Regions from separate parts of the Homo sapiens genome. Here regions 1 and 2 are each linked to region 3. The links are chromatin loops, found by intact Hi-C in ENCODE. Cell type or tissue: Calu3. All regions are shown on one strand.

Evidence for each region. Hi-C counts contacts between places; a loop is a spot of excess contacts. Peaks named below come from ENCODE experiments on the same cell type or tissue, not always from the same donor. Only the 100,000 strongest peaks of a DNase experiment are listed, where the experiment ranks them.
Region 1: it touches region 3 in a loop (4-fold over the local background); 2 of 110 quality-filtered maps call a loop at or near these places.
Region 2: it touches region 3 in a loop (8-fold over the local background); 5 of 110 quality-filtered maps call a loop at or near these places.

Annotation. Positions count from the first base shown.
Region 1 is chr4:170,192,991-170,200,990 of GRCh38, reverse strand. No RefSeq gene overlaps it. Among named protein-coding and RNA genes, the nearest start is that of LINC01612, 30 kb to the left of the region's middle. In Calu3, no CTCF peak of the experiment used is centred here; no DNase peak of the experiment used is centred here.
Region 2 is chr4:170,254,885-170,262,884 of GRCh38, reverse strand. All of the region lies in intron 1 of LINC01612 (long intergenic non-protein coding RNA 1612), which reads right to left. Among named protein-coding and RNA genes, the nearest start is that of LINC01612, 32 kb to the right of the region's middle. In Calu3, a CTCF peak has its summit at 3,112 (motif pointing left); a DNase peak (open chromatin) is centred at 3,134.
Region 3 is chr4:170,493,427-170,501,426 of GRCh38, reverse strand. No RefSeq gene overlaps it. Among named protein-coding and RNA genes, the nearest start is that of LINC02512, 150 kb to the right of the region's middle. RefSeq lists an enhancer at 4,030-4,339. In Calu3, no CTCF peak of the experiment used is centred here; a DNase peak (open chromatin) is centred at 4,096.

The DNA of each region.
Region 1 (8,000 bases), 300 kb after region 3:
AGGTTTGTTACATAGATAAACTTGTGTCATGGGGTTTTTTTGTATAGATTATTTCATCACATAGATATTAAGCCAGGCTAGTACCCATTATTGTTTTTCCTGATTCTCTCCCTCCTCACACCCTCAGCCCTCCGAAAAAAACCCAGTGTGTGTTGTTCTCCTCTATGTGTCCGTGTCTTGTCTTCTCATCATTTAGCTCTGACTTACAAATGAAAACATGTGGTATTTGGCTTTCTCTTCTTGTGTTAGTTTACTAAGGATAATGGCCTCCAGCTCCATTCATGTCCCCGCAAAGGACATGATCTCACTCTTCTTTATGGTTGCATAGTATTCCATGGTGTCTATGTACCACATTTTCTTTATCCAGTCTATCATTGATGGACATTTATGTTGATTCCATGTCTTTGCTACTTTGAATAGTACTGCAATGAACATACACGGCATGTGTCTTTGTAATAGAATGATTTCTATTTCTTTGGGTACATACCCAGTAATGGGATTGTTGGGTCAAATGGTATTTCTGGGTTTAGGTCTTTGAGGAATCACCACACTGTCTACTAAAATGGCTGAACTAATTTACAATCTCATTAAGAGTGTATAAACATTCCTTTTTCTCCAAAACCTCACCAGCATCTGTTATTTTTTGACTTTTTAATAGTAGCCATTCTGACCGGTGTTAGATGGTATCTCATTGTGGTTTTGATTTGCATTTCTCTAATAATCAGTGATGTTGAACTTTTGTTCATATGATTGTTGGCTGTATGCATATCTTCTTTTGAAAAATGTTCACGTCCCTTGCTCACTTTTGTATAAAATTGTTTGGTTTTATTTTTTCTTGTAAATTTGTTTAAGTTTCTCATAGATGCTGGATATTAGACCTTTGTTGGATGCATGGTTTGCAAAAATATTCTCCTATTCTATAGGTTGTCTGTTTACTCTGTTGATAATTGCTCTTTATAGAAGTTCTTAAGTTTATTCAATCCCATTTGTCAATTTTTGTTTTTGTTGCAATTGCTTTTGGCATCTTTGTCATGAAATCTTTGCCCATGCCAATGTCCTGAATGGTATTGCCTAGGTTGTCTTCCAGGGTTTTTATAATTTGGGGCTTTACATTTAGGTCTTTAATCCATCTTGTGTTAATTTTTGTATATGGCATAAACAAGGGATTCAGTCTCGATCTGCATATCACTAGCCAGTTATCCCAGCACCATTTATTGAATAGGGAATCCTTTCCCCATTGCTTTTTTTTTTTTTTTTTTGTCATGTTTGTCAAAGATCGGATAGTTGCATGTGTGCAGTCTTATTTCTGGGCCCTCTATCCTGTTCCTTTGGTCTATGTGTCTGTTCTTGTACCAGTACCATGCTGTTTTGGTTACTGGAGCCCTGCAGTATAGTTTGGAGTCAGGTAGCACGATACCTCCAGCTTTTAAAAGCAATAACTTTTGCTCTTAAGGAGCACCAATTTCATCTAAGTTTACCTGGACTCAATCCTCACATTGCACTAGAGCTTCTCAAAAACCAATGTTGCATTAATGACACTTTGCTTTTAATTGTGTTTTTTAGTGACTGGAAGTCCTCTGGATATAGAAGACTAAGAATGGAATGCAGAAGATATATAAAATGTGATTGGATTTTCTCTTGCCCCAAATTCAAATTCATGCACTTCCAAATAGTCATTCTCCTTCACATAACAACTGGCTTCATTTTTTAAGTTTGAAGTCTTCAAAGAGGAAACAATGTACAAAATATGTGATAGCTGGCAACATAGACTAGGATCAAATTTTAGTCTGTGGATTTTATTTTCCCTCATTCTCTATGTACTCTTTATGCCCCTTGTTTTCATGTCCCAATGTAAAGCCCTAAGATGTGCATCATTCACTATATCCATTCTATTTTATCACAGTTCTGTCATTTTCCTAGGCTTAACATTCTCATCAGCATTATTTGAGGACTGTGACAAACAAACAAAAAAAAAACCCAGATACAGAAATTCTGGAGCATTCTTAATGTGGATTTCAACAAGAACAGTTTTTAAATCCCTGTAGCATGACTGCCATCTAGAGAAGACTAGAGATATTGAAATTAACCAAGCTAATCAAGTATCTTTATGGGATTACTTTTTTCTAACCCTTTGATAAAAGCCATAAAGAAAGACATTTCAAACAAGAAATGTAGAAAATACTTAAATGTTGTATGGTGCCTTCAGACGGGGCCATTAATCTGTTTTTCACAAAACAATATTTAGAAATTGTATTCTGTTTCTAAGGAGAAATGATGTTATTAGTGATAGCAATCTGCTTGCCTTTGAATTTATTTTATGGATTCCTTATGAAAATATACATCAAGGAAATGTAGTTATTATAGCTGCACATTTGCAAAACTGTAATTAAAACTAGATACTTGTTCCAATTAAATTCTCCAGATTGTGGTTTCTTTCCTTCTGCCATATGAGGTTTCATCTTAAAACAGATTTCTGAACCTCTCTATGATGTTCTTATTATATTAATACTGATATTACTAGACAATAAATTTCTCCAGCTTTGTAAAGTGCCCTTTTAGCAATCATATCATTCTGTGGCTTAAAAAAATAAAGGTAGACATGAGGAATTTAAAACATAATTTTAAATGTTTAAATATGGTTTCTGTTAGAAAACAACCCTAAGTTTCCTTTGTTTATATGTATCACATATGTTGATTTCCACTGACTTCTACTACCAAGAAATCTAAAAGACTTGATGGAGTTCATTGTCTTTCACATTACTCTAGGAATTGTCTGTTACTCAAGTATCAAGGAGTCAAAACTTGAGCTTATTAAAATCCTCAATCATTTCCAAAGCAGGATTTTCCTTTGTCACCATTTGCAAATAATAGTGATAGGAGTGTTAAATTCAGAAAATTGGTAAAACCGAAATATAATGGGGTAAATACAGAGAATAGTTAACATCTTAAGACTCTATATAGTTGGACATGATGGCTAACGCCTGTAATCCCATCACTTTTGGAGGCTGAGGCAGATGGATTGCTTGAGCCCAGAAGTACGAGACAAGACTGAGCAACATGGTGAAACAAAAAAAAAACTACAAAAATTAGTGGGACATGATGGTGCATGCCAGTAGTCCCAGCTACTCGGGAGACTGAGGCAGGAGGATCACCTGAGCCCAGGGAAGTCAAAGCTGCAGTGAGCTGTGATGGCATCACTGCACTTCAGCTTGGGTGACAGACTGAGATCCTGCCTCAAAAAAATAAACAAAACAAACAAAAAAAACTGTATACTGGGACAAAGAGGCAAAGGATATGAAGGATTTATAGAATATTAATTGAAACCCACAGACTAAATTTCATCTCATTCCATGTTGCCAGGTATCACATTTTTGTTCACTATACCCTCTTTGAAAATTTTATGTTTAAAATTGAGACCAGATGAGCTTATGTGAAAGAGAATTATTATTTGGAAGCATATAGTAGCAAATTTGTGGGAAGAGGAAATCAATAAACTGTGTGTATTTTATTCCTAGTTTCCTTATTCAAAATACTTTAAACTATTTTAAAATATGATTACAAGGAAAGTTATTAAAGTAACATTAGCTCTGAAAAATTCAAGTGTGAGATTACTTATTTTTAGAAGAGTCCAGGTAAGTAAACATAGGTGAAGTCTGAGTACTTCCAATAGGGATCAGAAAAATTTTTCTTAAAGGTCCAGACAGTAACTATCTTTGGCTTTCCAGACAGTATAGTCAAAACTACTAAATTGCCAGGGTAGCATGAAAGTCACTACTGACAATATCAACATATGGGTGTGGCTCTGTTCCAATAAAACAAATTTATAGAAACAGGCAGCTGCAGTTTGCCACCTATTGTGTTGGAACAAGAACTTTTAGAAATGTCAGGCAACCCACTTTGGGTCCCCTCCCATTTTATGGGAGCTCTGTTTTCACTCTATTAAACCTTGCAACTGCACACTCTTCTGGCCAGTGTTTGTTACAGCTCAAGCTTTTGCTCACCATCCACCACTGCTGTTTGCCGCTGTTGCAGACCCACCACTGACTTCCACCCTCCAGATCTGGCAGGGTGTCCACTGTGCTCCTGATCCAGTGAGGCACCCATTGCCACTCCCATTCGGGCTAAAGGTTCATCATTGTTCCTGCATGGCTAAGTGCCCTGGTTCATCCTAATCAGTTCATCCTAATCGAGCTGAATACTAGTCACTATGTTCCATGGATCTCTTCTGTGACCCACGGCTTCTAATAGAGCTATAACACTCACCGCATGGCCCAAAATTCCATTCCTTGGAATCCGTGAGGCCAAGAACTCCAGGTCAGAGAACAAGAGGCTTGCCGCCATCTTGGAAGTGGCCCACCACCATCTTGGGAGCTCTAAGAACAAGGACCACCCCCCTGGTAACATTTTGGTGACCACAAAGGGACTTCCAAAGTGGTGGGTAATACGGGACCACTTTCATTTGCTATTCTGTCCTATCCTTCCTCAGAATTGGAGGAAAATACCGGCACCTGTCAGCTAGTTAAAAACAATTAGTGTGGCCACCGGACTTAAGACCCAGGTGTGAGGCTCTCTGGGAAAGGGCTTTCTAACAACCCCCAACCCTTCTGGGTTGGGAGCGTTGGTCTGCCTGGAACCAGCTTCCACTTTCAATTTTCCTGGGGAAGCTGAGGGCCGACTAGAGGCAGAAAGCTGTCATCCCGAACTCCTCCCATTAGCTGGTTGAGATCGTGGCGCAGCCAGAAGTCTCTACTCAACAGTCGCCCATGCATGCAACCCTTTCCTTCTGACCCATACCTCCTGGGCCCCAACCATGACTTTTTTGAAAGTGTAGCCCGAAAATTCTCCGTACCTCTGAATCTACTTCCTCTGATCCCTGCCTCCTAGGTACTAATGGTTCAGACTTTCATTTCCTCTCCTAAGTATTAGAGCAAGTTGTATCTCCCAAGGGATCTAAAGAAGCTCTATGCTCTGTCCCTAGGCATCTAGGCTATGAACCCAGGGAATCTTGTCCCTGGTGTCTCTCCCAATTTAGGCATGCAGCTCTCGACATGGGCAGTTATATGGGACCTGTTCCCCACCACCCTTGCCAGGGCCCCAAGTTTGTAAATGGCTAGGAGGATTGCTCTCCCATTGTGTAAGATGCTCTCCTCCCCTGATTTCTACCCAGCTTACCCCTCAGCAATACAATCTCCAAGCCTTGGCTCCTTGGCCAGGGCCTTAGAACTGATGGCCCAGTACTTTAACAACTGGAAATGGGTCTATGACAACATAATAGATCAGGATGAAAGTGAATTGAGTAAGTCAAGGAGAGAAGAGATAGAGAGAGAGAGAGAGAGAGAGACATAGAGAGAAAAGAGAAGGAGAGAGAGAAAAAGAGATAGAGTAGTAAAGAAAAAACAGTGTGCCCTATTCTTTTAAAAGCCGGGGTAAATTTAAAACCTATAATTGATAATTGAAGGTCATCTCCATGACCCTGTAACACTCCAATACTACCTTGTCAGTGTAAACAATGGCATAGCCTGAAAACACTGAAACCACTGACAACCAGTAGCCTTCCTATCAAAAATCCTTAACCCAGGAACCAGCAGATGGCCCAAATGCATTCAATCTGTAGTGGCAACTGCTTTGCTAAAGGAACAAAGTAGAAAAGTAACTTTTAGAGGAAACCTCATTGTGAGCACACCTCACCAGTTCAAAATTATTCTAAGTCAAAAAAGCAAAAAGGTAGCTTACTAACTCAAAAATCTTAAAGTATGGGGCTGTTCTGTTAGAAAAAGGTGATTTTACATTAACCACTGAAAAATCCCTTAACCTAGCAGATTTCCTAACAGGGGATTTAAATCTTAATTACCATAGAAAGGTACGACCAGACCTAAGAGGAACTCCCTTCAGGACAGGAAGATACATGGCTCCTCCCAGTGATTGAGAAAAAAAACCACAATGGGTATTCAGTAATTGATAGGGAGACTCTTGTGGAAACAGAGTTAGGAAAATTGCGTAATAATTGGTCTGCTCAAATGTGCAAGCTGTTTGCACTCAGCCAAGCCTTAAAGTACTTACAGAATCAAAAAACTCTATCTCAATCCTTACTCAATCCTTACTCAAAATCCTTACTACACCCTCTCTGAAACAAATTTGCATAAGAACTGTTGTTTATGGGAATGCATACTGATAGGGCAGCTGGGTTGTTATGAAATACTCAGGAACACAGCCCAGCTCTAGAACTCACCCCTGAGTGCAAAGGCAATGTTGGGCAAGCTGGTAAAGGACCACTAGAATCCAGCAGCCTAGACCCCTTTCTTTGTGGTCCAGAAAGGCGGGAAAACATGTGCAGGACTGCTACATCAGTGAGTGTAAGTAATCCAATAAGCAGAGGTCCATGGGTGGTTATGCACCCTGGAAAGAAATAAGCATTAGGACCATAGAGGATGCTCTAGGACTAATGCTCATTGGAAAATGACTAGGGGTGCTGGCATCCCTATGTTTTTTTTTTTTTTTTCAGATGGGAAACATTCTCCCTTTGGCAAAAATGCCCCTAAGATGTATTCTGGAGAATTCGGCCCAGTCAGAGTGCATGTACCTTTTTCCCTGTCAGACTTAAAGCAAATTAAAATAGACCTAGGTAAATTCTCAAACAACCCTGATGGCTATATTGATGTTTTACAAGAGTTAGGACAATCCTTGAATCTGACATGGAGAGATATAATGTTACTGCTAGATCAGACACTAACCCCAAATGAGAGAAGTGCCACCATAACTGCAGCCCGAGAGTTTGGCGATCTCTGGTGTCTCAGTCAGGTCAATGATAGGATGACAACAGAGGAAAGAGAACAATTCCCCACAGGCCAGCAGGTAGTTCCCAGTGTAAACCCTCGTTGGAATGCAGAATCAGAACAAGGAGATTGGTGCTGCAGACATTTGCTAACTTGCGTGCTAGAAGGACTAACAAAAACTAGGAAGAAGCCTGTGAGTTATTCAATGATGTCCACTATAACACAGGGAAAGGAAGAAAATCCTACTGCCTTTCTGGACAGGCTAAGGGAGGCATTAAGGAAGCATACCTCTCTGTCACCTGACTCTATTGAAGGCCAACTAATTTTAAAGGATAAGTTTATCACTCAGTCAGCGGCAGACGTTTAAAAAAACTTCAAAAGTCTGCCTTAGGCCTGGAGCAAAACTTAAAAACCCTATTGAACTTGGCAACCTGGGTTTTTTATAATAGAGATCAGGAGGAGCAGGTGGAACAGGACAAACGAGATAAAAAAAAAAAAAGGCCACTGCTTTAGTCATGGCCCTCAGGCAAGCAGACTTTGGAGGCTCTGGAACATGGAAAGCCTGAGCAAATCGAATGCTTAAGGGCTTGCTTCCAGTACAGTCTACAAGGACACTTTAAAAAAGATTGTTTGAATAGCAATAAGCCACCGTCTCGTCCATGCCCCTTATGTCAAGGGAATCAGTTGGAGGCCCACTTCCCCAGGGGATGAAGGTCCTCTGAGTCAGAAGCCACTAACCAGATGATCCAGCAGTAGGACTGAGGGTGCCTGGTGCAAGTGCCAGCCCATGCCATCACCCTCACAGAGACCCAGGTATGCTTGACCATTGAGGGCCAGAAGGTTAACTGTCTCCTGGACACTGGCTCAGCCTTCTCAGTCTTACTCTCCTGTCCCAGACAACTGTCCTCCCAATCTATCACTATCCAAGGGATCCTAGGACAGCCAGTCACTAGATACTTCTCCCAGCCACTAAGTTGTGACTGCGGAACTTTACTCTTTTCACATGCTTTTCTAATTATGCCTGAAAGCCCCAATCCCTTGTTAGGGAGACACATTCTAGCAAAAGAAGGGGCTGTTATACACCTGAACATAGGAGAAGCAACAACTGTTTGTTGTCCCCTGCTTGAGGAAGGAATTAATCCTGAAGTCTGGACAACAGAAGGACAATATGGATGAGTAAAGAATGCCCATCCTGTTCAAGTTAAACTAAAGGATTCTGCCTCCTTT
Region 2 (8,000 bases), 240 kb after region 3:
CTAAGAGGTTACAAAAGTGCAGCTGATTATGAAAAGAAGAAAATATTATATCAGAAAAACAACAAAGACTAGATACTGTTTATTGCTTCTTTGAAATGGGCAAAAAGAGTCTAAAAAACGAATGAATTGGGGATATGCTTTTAAAAATCAGTAAATCCATCACTTGATTTTTACTGTGAATACATGTATACATGTACTTATTGTATAATGAAGGCTTGACTTTTGATACAATTATATATGATAACAACAAAAGTGCAATAAATAGGGAAAATAAACACACCCTTTGAGTGAGACATATTGTTATGTACTGCATGAATGGTAAATAAATTGAAGAATATTCAACCATTCTTTTTAGGTGAGGAGGTGATCACCACAATAGTGCCATAAAATACATAATGTTATTTCCCATGTTAAAATAAGGATATTTTTATGTTATACTTTTAAATAACTTGGCAGTTAGAACATCTTTTAAAGGTAGTTTTTCTAAAAGTAATATTTTAAGGCTACTAAACTAGGACAATCACAGAATATTATTGGTTTGTTTAATTAATTTTTACCCCTTCCCAAAAATAATTTGGAACAACATGTAAACTATGGCTTAAAAAGGTTTATAAATTGCAATAGTATTTCAGAACCATAGAAATAAAATGTAAGTGTGTAAATAATACTGAGTTCTTATAACCTAAGAGAAAGAAGCTTAGCAACAAATTCCTTAGGAGAGACAAGTTTTTTACCTGTAACCAAACTCTAAAGGAATGGCTCATGTGAGGATTTATACAAAGTACATTAAATAACGTAATAGAGGGTGTCAGAGTAAATGAAGGAGCAAATTTCATATGCCTCTTTCTTGTTGCGACCTCCATAAAAACTGGGAACATCCCATTATGCTGCAGCTCAGGGAGGGTAGCTACAAAGGGCAAAGCTAATAACCAGGTACATTGCTTTTCAGCCATCAAATCCGACTCAAGGACAACACTGAAAGCATACTGAGGATGAGATGTCAATTACTGTCCCAAGGTGGCTTTTTCTAATAGACACTTCTTTCGAAGGGGCATTTTAAAAGGTCTGAAATAGGGCAATTTGGGTTCACACTCTCAGATGGCATCCTAGTAAATTTCTCCATTGGGCTCAAGGGCAGACCTGCATGCTGTAGATACCATAAGAAGCTTAACCAGTACTTTTGCCCTGAGGGTACCCATCCCATCCCTGCATAGGACACTAAGCAAGGGTGAACCAGCAGGAAAGCCAGAATTTTCTTTAGGTACTAGCTTTTGATTTACACTTTAAGAAATTTTACTTAGTACAAGAAAAGAAACCCATGCTTGCAAGAACTAACAATGCAATTTTGGTTCAGCAAAATGCTTCATTTTCACAATTTCTTTATATTCGAAAACGTGAAGCTTAATAAAAACGTTTATAGTCACAAAATCAATAATCAAATTGTTCCTATATTATTTAGAGGATTATGGTTAGGGTTAAGTTTAGAAAAAAAGAATTAGGGTTTTTCCAAGGGAAAAAGGATAGAGATTAGGACTATTTCAAGTTCATATTCCAGTTTATTTTATTTCTAATTTTATGTCTAAGATTTTTATCCTGTTATGAATAAGCCATATAATTTCCACCTCTATACTAAGGGGTTCACAAGCATATAGGAGTTTACAAATTCAGGCAAAAGGAGATTGGAATTTAGATAATTTAGATATATGACATTACCTCTTCATTTCATCTTCTGCATTCTTGAGTAGAAATCAAAAATTTCAACTCAATTGCATAGATTTTACAAGTTGTAAAAGGATGAAGATAGCAAAATAAGACTGAAATTCCCAAGCAGCTAAAGGCTCATATTATAGGCTTAGCTACTGACCAAAGACCATCAAAGGAAGTTAACAGCAGCTTCTAAAAACTAGGGATAAGTCAGTGAAGACGTGGCAGCAGCTCCAGTGCCACTGAGCAAGATTTTCTTCTGCAACAAGGCTCAGTTTTGTCTTATCTGATGCTCTTCAACTACATGCAACTGCATTTACTTACTTCGGCAAAATCTTCCAAATATTCAGAAACTCTTTTCTTCTACTTGTCTTTCAAGTAAATAAATAAACTGGAGTCAAAATAAGCTGGATGAAACTACTATGGGTTGCCTGACATTTTTACCATGGCAAGTCACTGCTAAGCTGAACATTCATGACCATGTGACTTAATCAGAAACTAACTTTATTCTTTGTCCCACTGCTCTTTAAACTCACTCTGTGCGCCAGTTCTTTCCCTGCCACTGTATGAATTCTCTGATAAAGTCCATAACTTCTTCAATCACTACTCAATACTCAAAAACCTGTTTACCTTCAATCGTAAGAATAGTAACAAATACATACAACTTAGTCCAATGTTTTTCAAAGCGTGAATTTTACCTAACGTGAAAGCACCTCGCCTCTCCTAGGTTAGACAAGCTCAGAAGGTTGTAATAGGGTATATTTCAGCTTCTCTTCTGTTTCCCCACCTCACTGCCTCTTCTCCCAGATGATTTTCTAGCTCTGCCATGGGTCCCTCCAGGCGTGGAGAAGATAAAGGAAAAAAAGTCAAGGTCAGACCCAGTACAATCTGGAGCGGGTTTTTCCTGGCATTTGCAGATGTCTCCAGCCACCTCTCGCTGGGAGGGATGACCAAAACCGACTCCTTTCCTTGGATGGCTTGTGTGGGCGCTTCAGTCTCGCCAGAGAACAACCAAGGAGGCTTACCTAGACAGCAGCAACAGATTTTTCTCAGACAGGCTGCTCATGTGTGGTCCTTCCAGCTCTCTTGCAGAGACCTCTTGGACAGAATTTGAATGGCCCCAGAACAGCTCTCTCCTTTGGGGCTCACCTCTGGCCCACAAGGAACACTCCAATGCATGCTCGCCCCCACCACTGGCACCCAATTCATCTGCCTTAGAAGCATCAGAGCCAGGGCCTCCTGCCTTTGGAGTCCTCAGATGTATACCTAGCTTCTCTGATTTCCCTGAAAACTGACTTATCCCCCATCTCAGTGCTTCAGGAAGGCTGGTTGGTGCTCTTTCTCTGATCCTCCAGCGCCCTCTACTGGGCCTTCACTTACCCAACATCTTCGCAATCAGGTAAGACGCCTTCATTCACAGCATTCATAGTGACTCTGTTTTCCTGATCGAACCCTCACTGATACATTCTCCTGTAGGTGGCGCTGCAGGAATAAATCTGTTAGATCCTGTAACTTGTCCCTGAGGCTAACTGGAAAAGAAGTTAGGTTCCACAAAGAAGGAAACAACAGACACTGAGGTCTACTTGAGGGGTGAGGTTTGGGGGAGGGAGAGGAACAGAAAAGATAGCATTAGGTACTGAGCTTAATATCTGGGTGATGTAATAATCTGCACAACAAACCCCCGTGACACAAGTTTAACCATGTAACCAACCTTCACATGTACCCCTAAACCTGAAATAATTTTTTAAGTGAGGTTCCCTATAATGTGTCCCTTAACTATACAAAAATAAAGATCGATGGGCATCTAAGCTTTCAGCCATGGCATCAATAGTAAGGGACAGTTCCAGTGGCATCTCTTCTGACGTATTGGAAGTACATAATTGGAATGCCATGTGCTAGCTCCATTATCTCTTCTGGTCAAGGGAAAATATCCTTGATGTATTTTGCAGAGTTCAGTAAATCTATCAGGATAGGGGTCTTCCTGGGAAGTAGCTCCAGTTACCTCTACAAAGACTAACTGAAACCCTTCCAAAAGCGGCTGGTTTTCACTGAAAGATCTCCTCCAGGGTGCCTGATGACTCGGTGCATCCTATTAATCCAAGATATAAACTTGTGCATGATGGGTAAATGTATCCAATACTACAAATTTATCTTCTAGATGCCAGCTATTGGATTCCAATTCTTTCCACCAACTCCAGAGTTCTCAGGATAAGCTGGCCATTTCACTAGACTTAGGAGGCACACAGCTAACATTTGAAATGGCATCTTCTGCCATTTGGGGCCAAAAGGAGTGTTATTCTCCATCACCAAGGGAAACGAGATTAAATATTTCCTGCAGCATGCTCTGAGGACCATCTGCATCACCACCGTCTGCAGTGCTTAGTCAATATTAAGCACTCTATGCGCACCTCAAACAGACAGAATGAGACTTTCTAGGGCTTGGATGCAGGAAACTACCTATTGAAGAAACACTCCAGGTAATCCTCTTGCACAACCAAATTTCAGAATCCTGAGGTAGATAATCAGAGAAGTAAACACCAGAGGAATTACACTGTTTAACCTCACTTTTCTTTAAACCTTTGTTCCTGACTTATTTGCCAGATGGCCTCACATTCTCCCTTTTTACATTCAAGGCTGAACTTAACAACGAAAAGCAAAGGTACTGATGACAGAACCATGAGACAGAGGAGATAGAAAAGAGGTACAAAGAAGGATGAGAGAGATAATATTCCCGCTTACAACATGAGCATTAAAGGATGCCATTTCAACTTGAAAGTTGAAATCAATTTGTGTTGAAACAATACAAAGCATATAATTTACAGCTACCAAGGTCATTTTAAAGATCTAACGTAACAAATAAAAGTGCATTTGGCAAGGGCAGCAACAGTCTTAAGCAAGTTAAATCTATAGCACAATTTTTTAACCATAGATATGTACTATTTTCTAAAAGTGTTTATATATCCTTTTCAAAATAAATTTTACTACCCATACTGATAGGCAATAAATTCTAATACTTCATGTGGCCTGATAGTGATTCTTCCTCCTTGAAGGTCTAAGGGGTTGGTTCTGAGCCAATCAGAAACCTCCTCTGAACATTCTGGGAGATTATTTTCCCTTTAGGTCTAGAATGCTTTCACATGGCTGCAGCATTCTTCTGCTGTCAAAAATGGAAGGGATGAGGAAAATTAAATTTTTTAAAGAAAGTAGCTGAAAAGGAACTCTCTGTTTCCACAAAGCCATGACACTACCCATGTAAGACCATTCAACATCCCTCTGCTAACAGCAGCCCAGAACATAACAGTTAAATCATTTCATGCCCAATATAGCAGGAGTTGTATGTCCCTGGAGCTAGCACTGATAGGGTTGAAGGCAAGACCCGGCCATTGATCATCAGCTTTTATTTCCGCTGGATTCTTTTCAGTGTTGCCAGTGATACATATGTTATAGGAGCTCTATCCTTGAGAAGCCATGTGTGAAAGAATGACAATTCCTTTCATTTTAATGTAAAATGGAAAGAATGTAGAAGAGGAAACATTCATTGAATTATGATAGTACGCTCAATATTTTAGTATTGTAAATTATTTTATTTCATTTGATTCTCATCCTGGAAGTAGATATTATTAATTACAACCAATTTAATCTTTTGGGGACACTGATTTTCAGGAAAGTTAAGTAGCTTGACCAAGATCCATTTAGAAAGCAGTGAATTCAGCCTTAAGTTGCCTAAAAAGCTATTGAGAGTTGGTGGCTGCTGGTAGATATGCTGTGGGACTCTTCCACACCACTGAATTTTTTCAAGGATTATGTGGTATATAATGAATGTTAAGGCCCCTAGCATAGTGCTTGGACACAGTCAAAATTCAGCAAATGTTAGTTTCTTTCTTTAAAATGAAGGCCTCCAGCCAGTCTCGTATTAAGCAAGAAGGAATGATCTATTTACATCTCCAACTTCAACTTCAGACTCCTTGAGGATGCTGATGTATCCATCATGGTATCCATAAAGCTTAGAATAGTACATGTGCCAGATGACCTGCTGTGTATTAAATGGTTAAGCAACAAGACTGAAAAAAAAAAAAACAGAATTAAAGATTCAGTTCCTCTTTCAAAAGGAAAGAAAAAAAGACTGGAAAGTCTAGAAAACAGCAAAAGCAACCCAGCTACACATCTTGACATAACCAGCTGATGTACTCATGCTAACACTGCCTGGCCAAAGTGCTGCATCAAAATGAAAATCACTGCTTTCCTCTTTCTTTAACCAAGTGTATTAGATTGTTTGCTTTACTACAAAGGAATACCAGAGGCTGAGTAATTTACAAAGAAAAGAGGCTTATTTAAAGCTCTTGGTGTATAAGAATGCTTGTCATTTTTGTACATTGATTTTGTATCCTGAGACTTTGCTGAAGTTGTTTATCAGCTTAAGGAGATTTTGGGCTGAGACAATGGGGTTTTCTAGATATACAATCATGTCATCTGCAAACAGGGACAATTTGACTTCCTCTTTTCCTAATTGAATACCCTTTATTTCCTTCTCCTGCCTAATTGCCCTCACCAACAACAGACAAACAGAGAGCCAAATCATGAGTGAACTCCCATTCACAATTGCTTCAAAGAGAATAAAATACCTAGGAATCCAACTTACAAGGGATGTGAAGGACCTCTTCAAGGAGAACTACAAACCACTGCTCAAGGAAATAAAAGAGAATACAAACAAATGGAAGAACATTCCATGCTCATGGGTAGGAAGAATCAATATCATGAAAATGGCCATACTGTCCAAGGTAATTTACAGATTCAATGCCATCCCCATCAAGCTACCAATGACTTTCTTCACAGAATTGGAAAAAACTACTTTAAAGTTCGTATGGAACCAAAAAAGAGCCCGCATCGCCAAGTCAATCCTAAGCCAAAGGAACAAAGCTGGAGGCATCACACTACCTGACTTCAAACTATACTACAAGGCTACAGTAACCAAAATAGCATGGTACTGTTACCAAAACAGAGATATAGATCAATGGAACAGAACAGAGCCCTCAGAAATAACGCCGCATATCTACAACTATCTGATCTTTGACAAACCTGAGAAAAACAAGCAATGGGGAAAGGATTCCCTATTTAATAAATGGTGCTGGGAAAACTGGCTAGCCATATGTAGAAAGCTGAAACTGGATCCCTTCCTTACACCTTATACAAAAATCAATTCAAGATGGATTAAAGACTTAAACGTTAGACCTAAAACCATAAAAACCCTAGAAGAAAACCTAGGCATTACCATTCAGGACATAGGCATGGGCAAGGACTTCATGTCCAAAACACCAAAAGCAATGGCAATAAAAGACAAAATTGACAAATGGGATCTAATTAAACTAAAGAGCTTCTGCACAGCAAAAGAAACTACCATCAGAGTGAACAGGCAACCTACAAAATGGGAGAAAATTTTCGCAACCTACTCATCTGACAAAGGGCTAATATCCAGAATCTACAATGAACTCAAACAAATTTACAAGAAAAAAACAAACAACCCCATCAAAAAGTGGGCAAAGGACACGAACAGACACTTCTCAAAAAAAGACATTTATGCAGCCAAAAAACACATGAAAAAATGCTCATCATCACTGGCCATCAGAGAAATGCAAATCAAAACCACAATGAGATACCATCTCACACCAGTTAGAATGGCGATCATTAAAAAGTCAGGAAACAACAGGTGCTGGAGAGGATGTGGAGAAATAGGAACACTTGTACACTGTTGGTGGGACTGTAAACTAGTTCAACCATTGTGGAAGTCAGTGTGGCGATTCCTCAGGGATCTAGAACTGGAAATACCATTTGACCCAGCCATCCCATTACTGGGTATATACCCAAAGAACTATAAATCATGCTGCTATAAAGACACATGCACACGTATGTTTATTGCGGCACTATTCACAATAGCAAAGACTTGGAACCAACCCAAATGTCCAACAATGATAGACTGGATTAAGAAAATGTGGCACATATACACCATGGAATACTATGCAGCCATAAAAAGTGATGAGTTCATGTCCTTTGTAGGGACATGGATGAAACTGGAAATCATCATTCTCAGTAAACTATCGCAAAAACAAAAAACCAAACACTGCATATTCTGACTCATAGGTGGGAATTGAACAATGAGATCACATGGACACAGGAAGGGGAATATCACACTCTGGGGACTGTTGTGGGGTGGGAGGAGGGGGGAGGGATAGCATTGGAAGATATACCTAATGCTAGATGACGAGTTAGTGGGTGCAGCGCACCAGCATGGCACATGTATA
Region 3 (8,000 bases):
TCAAGAAAAAGCTTAAAAATCTAATCAGTGGGCCGGGTGCGGTGGCTCATGCCTGTAATCCCAGCACTTTGGGAGGCCGAGGCGGACGGATCACGAGGTCAAGAGATCGAGACCATCCTGGCCAACATGGTGAAACCCCATCTCTACTAAAAAAAACAAAAATTAGCTGGGTGTGGTGGTGCGCCCCTGTAGTCCTAGCTACTTGGGAGGCTGAGGCAGGAGAATCGCTTGAACTCGTGAGGTGGAGGTTGCAGTGAGCCGAGATCGCACTACTGCACTTCAGCCTGGGTGACAGAGCGATACTCCGTCTCAAAAAAAAAAAAAAGCAAAAAAAAAAAAATCTAATCAGTGTACACAAGACATGTAAGAATGTATTAATTCATAAAATAAGAATCAAATGCTATCAAAAGGAATAGGCAGAGAACAGGGAACAAACACTAAAAGGTTAAAAATATGCTTATGAAATGAACTAGAAGAAAAACTTTACAAAAACCTATGATTATAAAACAAAAGCCAAAGATATTGAAAATATGAACGATATTATCTTGTGTAGGCAAAAATCACATAAAAGCTATTGATTTTTAACATTCATAGTCAACTCATAATACAAAGAATTACAGATTTATAGAAAGTGTTAACATCCCTAACAATGTAAAAAGTAATAGGAAATAGGCAATAGGGAAGGAAGTCATCATCTCCTATAAAATGGCATCACTTGTTGATTAAAATGATGGGAACAAGAAATACAGCTAGTTACAGTTACATAAGTAAACTAGAAACGAAAGCAACAGTAAAAGTAGCAAGAACATGGAGAAGAATGTGGGCCAAGAAGAGATGAGCTAAATTTTCATCTTTCAAGGTAGGAAGGCATTAAGGCATGGGATTCTGTTTAAAGAGATTAAGTTCAGAAACAGTGGTGTAAACATTATCTAGAGTTATGGAGGCAGCCACAAAGAAGCTGAAAACATAAATGATAAAAAGTTGTTGCTTCTGGGGAGTGGGAAGATTAGGAGGTATAAAGCAGGAGAGTGGTCCTTTTATCAAAAGCCATTCATGATATAGTAGTGGATATTTTGTCAAGTGCTCACATTATTTTGATTTAAAGTAATTACAGGTAAATATTGCCCATATAGATTAAAGTCAATTAATGTTATGGAAGTTAAGCCTTAAAAGCATTTAAGTGTTCCATTCTATATCAACTTCATTTAGGGTATGGAGTAAGAAAGTGATACTTTAGCAGCCTCTGAAACAACAGTGGAAAACAGAAATGTCAAAATTTCAAGGGAAAAAACATGTATGATAACTTCCAAAAATAAAGATTTGTGAAGTCTGCATCCCTAGAAGCACTCAGGAATACGTTATTGTACGTAACCTTGGGGGTATTTCAAAATAAATAGATCCATTATGCTCAAGATTGGATAACTACAGGACTGGCAATACCTAGAAAGCCAGGCCCAGATAAGGACACAGTTGGGCAACTATGGGGACCTAACGTAAGACTACAGCTAGTAGAATATTATTCTGGAGATGTACGTGAGTGACACAATCCTAAATAAAGACCCTCATATTTGTCAGTGTGCTGTCTCTCCTCCCCTTAGGTAACAAAATGCCTCCTTCTCTGGGCTGACTCCACTTCCACTCCCTACCACCAGCCTCATGTCTGAGCTCCTATTCAAGATCAATCTAGCAGGGAGAACTTCCTTTATCATGGCATTATGTCTCTATGTGGAAAGACCCCATCAGAATTCTACTCCAGCCTCTCTTTTCCACTTAAGTCAGTTCTGAAAGGAAAGGAAGTGATTTACCTGACAGGTGGAATTGACGGAAGAATGAGGCATCTATAGCCCTGACCCTTCTTATCTTGTTGCTCTTCATTCAGGATTTCTGTGCCTGCAGAGAACAAGTATACACCTCTGCTCTCTGCAGGGAGTGATGTGGGGCCACCCTAACCAGAAAGTCATGTAGTTTTCCACATTACCTGATTTGGGGTAACACTATGCCTGATTTTGGAGGAAACTATTAGAAGGGTTATTGTTTTCAAATACTCAAGCCACATTGTCCAGTTGCTCCATTGGTAGCAAAACTTCCATTTATGATCAAAGTATTCATTATGCAAACACCAACTGAGGGAGAGCTGATTTGGCAGTACAGTATATAAAAAGGCTTTGGGATTTTAGTTGTCTAAATATAAGCTAACAGTTATGGATAAACTAATGTTAATTATATGCCGTCACAATCCCTCTTTTAGGAATCTAACCCTTTAAAATAGTGATAGAAATATGTTTATGAACTTGAGACACAGCACTCTTTGCCATAGAAACAAGTGTTTACTGAATCCTAAAGGAAAGCAAGACTGGTCTCAAATAATCTTAGGGAAAAAAAACTTATTCAGTGAGTTTTAATGGAGTCTCACAGAGCTCTGGGATTTCGGAGTTCTGCTTCAGGGAGCTGTCAAGGAGAACGCAGTAAGTCATAGTTCCAGGTCCCCCACACAGCCCCTCAGCCTCCACCAGCTGAGCCTCACTTTGGACGGTTTACTGCCAGATTGTATTTGGGAAAGAAAAGGCTTACTTTGCCTTTTTTATACTAGGTTTACAGGATCTGGCCTCTAACTCTCGCTGAATTCACCTTCATTTCCATTTCTGCTGTGGCCACTAACACTGCCCTTTGAGTTTGAATTATTTCCCTTCTCTTCTCTCTTCTTTCTTCTCTCTTCTCTTTTCTTCTCCTCTTTTCTCTTCTCTCTCTTCTTTCTTTCCTTCTTTTTTTCTTCCTTTCCTTCCTTCCTTCCTCTCTTCCTTCCTTCTTCCCTTCATTCCTTTTTCTGCCTTTCATCTGTCTTTTCCTCAACAAGCCTTCATTGAATGCCTGATGCTAATCAATGTTTCTATTCTTCCTTCTTGATCTTTTTCTGACCTCAAACAACTTCCAGTTTCCTCTCCTGGTAACTTACCAAATTTTGGAAGCAGTGTCAAATTCACCCCCATTATTGGTAACAAAAAAAACTCAGACAAAATTGACCATAAAGATACTTTTTAAATGCACATGAAAATGACTAGATTGAATAACTGCCCAGTGGAATATGTAGCGGTAGCAGCTGCTTCCTCTCCAACTCATGTTGAATATTCTCTTCTCAAAAACATTCAAGGTCGTCAGCTTCTTTGTTACCAGGCTACCCTTTTCCAGAGTCTCTTCAAAACTAACACTTTCTGATTCCATGCTTGGTCTAATCTCATAAAATTTATAGTATTTTGTCTTTTTCCCTCGAGGCCGGTTATTCTCATCAGCACATTTAAGCTAAATGACTGATCCTATGTATTTTAAATGTGCCCAAATATCATTGTCTAAGAGTTGACTTCACTGTCTCAATCATGCAAATCAAGAAAGGAGAGAATTTTAGAGTCCTTGGGAAAGAGATTTATAGACAAAGAAGTTTGGAACATGTTTCATACTATACCAATATAGGCAGTTGCCTGTACTTTTGTGCAGTTCCCTATTTCCTATCTAGAAACAGTAGCACTAAAAAGCTGATGTGGCATTGAGCCAGTGAGTGAACAGCTCTATAATATGCTTATTTCACACATTTTAAATCCCATTTTCTCCAAGTAGGAAGCCTTTTATTAATGGAATATGAAGCAGCTTCCAGTATCTAATTAGGTCTAATTTAATTCCTTTCCACAGCCCTACAGGGTGGCAAGTCAGAGGTAAATAGCAAGCGGGCTTAATGAAGCTGCTGTAGGAGAAAAAGTAATGTAAAGTTTCAAAAACCATAAAGCTTTCAGTTGATACTTATTTCACTGCAGATACCTCAAGGAACTTAATCGAAGTCCTTTAGGAAAAAAATGCAGAACTCTGACCTTGTGAATCTACTACCTTGCCTTTGAAAAAGACAGAAAAGAATATTTTATTACCATTCTCTCACCCGTCACTTATGTTTTTTTCTGGTGAGGAGGTGAGCAGGGAAGAATCAGAGGAGATCGACTGAAAAAGCCCTCCGTAGAACAAAGTGAAAGTGAGGCTTAGATCAGTTCACAGAAATCCAGGAAGCCATCAGGGGGACAGTTGGTGGCACTCTGTGACCAGAAGAGAGGAAAGAACACTGACGAGAAGCGAGGGTAGGGAAGCTGGAGCGGGCACACACGGCTCTGGTCCCTTTTTCTCCTGATTCCGTGACCTTGTGAGTGATGGAGACTCCCACGCATGCAGACTGCCTGCAAATGTGAGGGAGTTGGAGCGGCACTTGTCCTCTCCCGCACACTTCAGCCTAAAATAGAAGAAAATACTTCAGCTGTGATAAATGCGTGTCTGATTTTAGCTTACCTTGCGCACACATCAATTAAGGCAGGTTTGGTGACTCCAGGGACATTGTAGATTTCTGCTGCATAATCAGAAAATATTAATAGTACTTTGGAAAACACTATTAGGTAGTAAATGTACCCATGGTGGGGGGGCAACAGTTTGAACTGATTTGAGTGAATGAAATGATAGACTTAAGGAATATTTTTTAAGAGATGATCTTTCTGATTATTATAATAAAGTGTTTATTAGGTAATACTGGATATTATTAAAGACACTCTTTTTAAAACTGCAAAACATTTTACATAGCTGAGAATGAGGAAAGAATAAGAGAAGTTATATGCAAGTGTTGTAAATGGCAGTATAAAATAGCCCTTTTAAAATTATGGTTAAACTAAAACGTGGACTTAGTGACTGAAATTAAAGTATATCAACAAATCTTTGTTTAAAAACAAGAACATCTACACATTTTAAAATATATATTCTACAAGTTATTGCTCATCTAAAGAATATGGCTAACAGCACACAATTTTTATCTATGAAAGAATAAATCTGCCTTTTAAGATCAACTCTTTTCTCCTAAAAGAAAATGTGAAGGGACTATTCACAATAACAAAAAGATGGAATCAACCCAAATGCCCATCAATGGTGGGTAGACTAAAAAAAAAATGTGGTATGTAGACACCATGGAATAATACTATGCAGCTATAAAAAAGAATGAAATCATGTCATCTGCAGCAACATGGAATCAGTTGGAGGCCATTATCCTAAGCAAACTAACAGAAATGGAGACCCAAGTACCACATGTTTTACTTATAAGTGAGAGCTAAACACTGGGCACACATGGACATAATGATGGAACAACAGACCCTGGAGAATACAAGAGGAGAAAGGGAGGGGAACAAGTGTTGAAGTTACCTATTGGGTGCTATCACCACTTCCTAGGTGATGAGATCAATCATACCCCAAATCTGAGTGTCATGCTATATATTCATATAACAAACCTGCAAATGTACTTCCTGAATCTTAAAAGTTAAAAAGATAGTGATGGCAACACTTAAAAATATTTTTAATTATCAGACCTATTCTATTTTATTAAGACACTTATTTTTAAGTTCTGGGATAATGAAGGATGGTTTTGTTACATAGGTAAACATGCGCCATGGCGCTTTGCTGTACCTACCAACACATCACCTAGGTATTAAGCCCAGCATCCATTAGCTATTCTTCCTGATAGCTCCCCCAACCCTACCCTCTGACAGGCCCCAGTGTGTGTTGTTCCCCTCCCTGTGTCCATGTGTTCTCATTGTTCAGCTCCCACTTATAAGTGAGAACATGCAGTGTTTGGTTTTCCGTTTCTGCATTAGTTTGCTGAGGATAATAGCTTCCAGCTCCATCCATGTCCCTGCAAAGGACATGATCTCATCCCCCTTTATGGATGCATAGTATTCCATGGTGTGTATGTACCACATTTTCTTTATTCAGTCTATCATTGATGGGCATTTGGGTTAATTCCATGTCTTTGCTCAATAATGCTGCAATGAACATACACATGCAGGTATCTTTATAAAAGAATGATTTATATTCCTTTGGGTATGTACCCAGTGATGGGATTGCTGGGTCAAATGTCATTTCTGATTCTAAGTCTTTGAGGAATTGCCTCATCATCTTCCACAATGGTTGAACTAATTTACACTCTCACCAACAGTGTAAGAGCATTCTATTTCTCCACAGCCTCACCAGCATCTGTTGTTTCTTAGCTTTTTAATAATCATTCTGACTGGCATTAGATGGTATCTCATTATGGTTTTGATTTGCATTTATCTAATGATTAGTGATGTTGAGCTTTTTTTCATATGTTTGTTGGCCACATAAATGTCTTCTTTTCAGAAGTGTCTGTTCATGTCCTTTGCCCACTTTTTAATGGGGTTCTTTTTTTTCTTGTAAATTTGTTGAAGTTCCTTGTAGATTGTGGATATTAGACATTTATCAGATGTCTAGATTGCAAAAAAAATTTTCTCACATTCTGTAGTTTGTTCACTCTGATGACAGTTTATTTTGCTGTGCAGAAGCTCTTTATTTTAATTAGATACCATTTGTCAATTTTTGCTTTTGTTGCAATTGTTTTTAATGTTTCTGTCATGAAATCTTTGCCCCATGCCTATGTCCTGAATGGCATTGCCTAGATTTTCTTCTAGGCTTTTTATAGTTTTGGATTTTACATTTAAGTCTTTAATTCATCTTGAGGTAATTTTTGTACAAGGTGTAAAGAAATGGTCTAGTTTCAATTTTCTGAATATGGCTAGCCAGTTCTCCCAGCACCATTTATTAAATAGATAATCCTTTCCCCATTGATTGTTTTTGTCAGATTGGTTGAAGATCAGATGGTTGTAGATGTGTGGTCTTTTTTCTGAGGTCTCTGTTCTGCTCCATTGCTCTGTGTGTCTGTTTTTGTACCAGTACCATGCTATTTTGCCTATTGTAGCCTTGTAGTATAGTTTAAAGTCAGGTAGCATGATACCTCCAGCTTTGTTCTTTTTTGCTTAGGATTGTCTTGGCTTTACGGGCTCTTTCTTGCTTCCATATGAATTTTAAAGTAGTTTTTTTTTTCTAATTCTGTGAAGGATATAAATGATAGTTTAATGGGAATACCATTGAATCCATTAATTACTTTGGGCAGTATGGCCATTTTCACAATGTTGATTCTTCCTATCCATGAGCATGAAATGTTTTTCCATTTGTTTGTGTCCTCTGATTTCCTTGAGATGTGGTTTGTAGTTCTCCTTAAAGAGGTCCTTCACTTCTCTTCTTAGCTGTATCCCTAGGTATTTTATTTTCTTTGTAGCAATTGTGAATGGGAGTTCATTGATGATTTAGCTCTCTGCTTGTCTATTGTTGGTGAATAGGAATGCTTGTGATTTTTTTCACATTGGTTTTGTATCCTGAGACTTTGCTGAAGTTGCTTATCAGCTTAAGAAGCTGTTGGGCTGATGTAGTGGGGTTTTCTAGATATAGAATCATGTCATTGGCAAACAGAGACAACTTGACTTCCTCTCTTCCTATTTGAATACCTTTTATATCTTTTTCTTGCCTGATTGCTCTGGCCAGAACTTCCAATACTGTGTTGAATAGGAGTGGTGACAGAGGGAATCCTTGTCTTGTGCTGGTTTTCAAAGGGAATTCTTCCAGCTTTTGCCCATTCAGTATGATATTGGCTGTGGATTTGTCATAAATTGCTCTTATTATATTGAGGTATGTTCCATCATTACCTAGTTTATTGAGAGTTTTTAACATGAAGCATTGTTAAATTTTATCAAAGGCTTTTCTGTGTCAGGCAAGATAATGATGTGGTTTTTAAAATATTTTTGGTTTTTATAAACTCAAGGAAATGGTGAGAAGGATAAAATTTCCCCTAAATTTAGTCACATAGTTCAAGAAGAAAAAAGCATCACTAGCCTCAGTGATGTTGAATCATAAATTTTGAATGAGTGAAGGGGACATCACAGCTTTGGGAAGTCTAGCAGTTTTTCTAGTGTCCAAGTACTGGAGTACTGGAGTAAGCAGTCTAGTATATCATCTAGGTGTATATAAAACACAATCTCATGTCAGCCTAGAATATCTCATCAATTTCTGCATCAAATAACCTGGAATAACATAGATAAGGATAAAATGCTGACCAGTACATAGTGAGACTATTCTAAAAC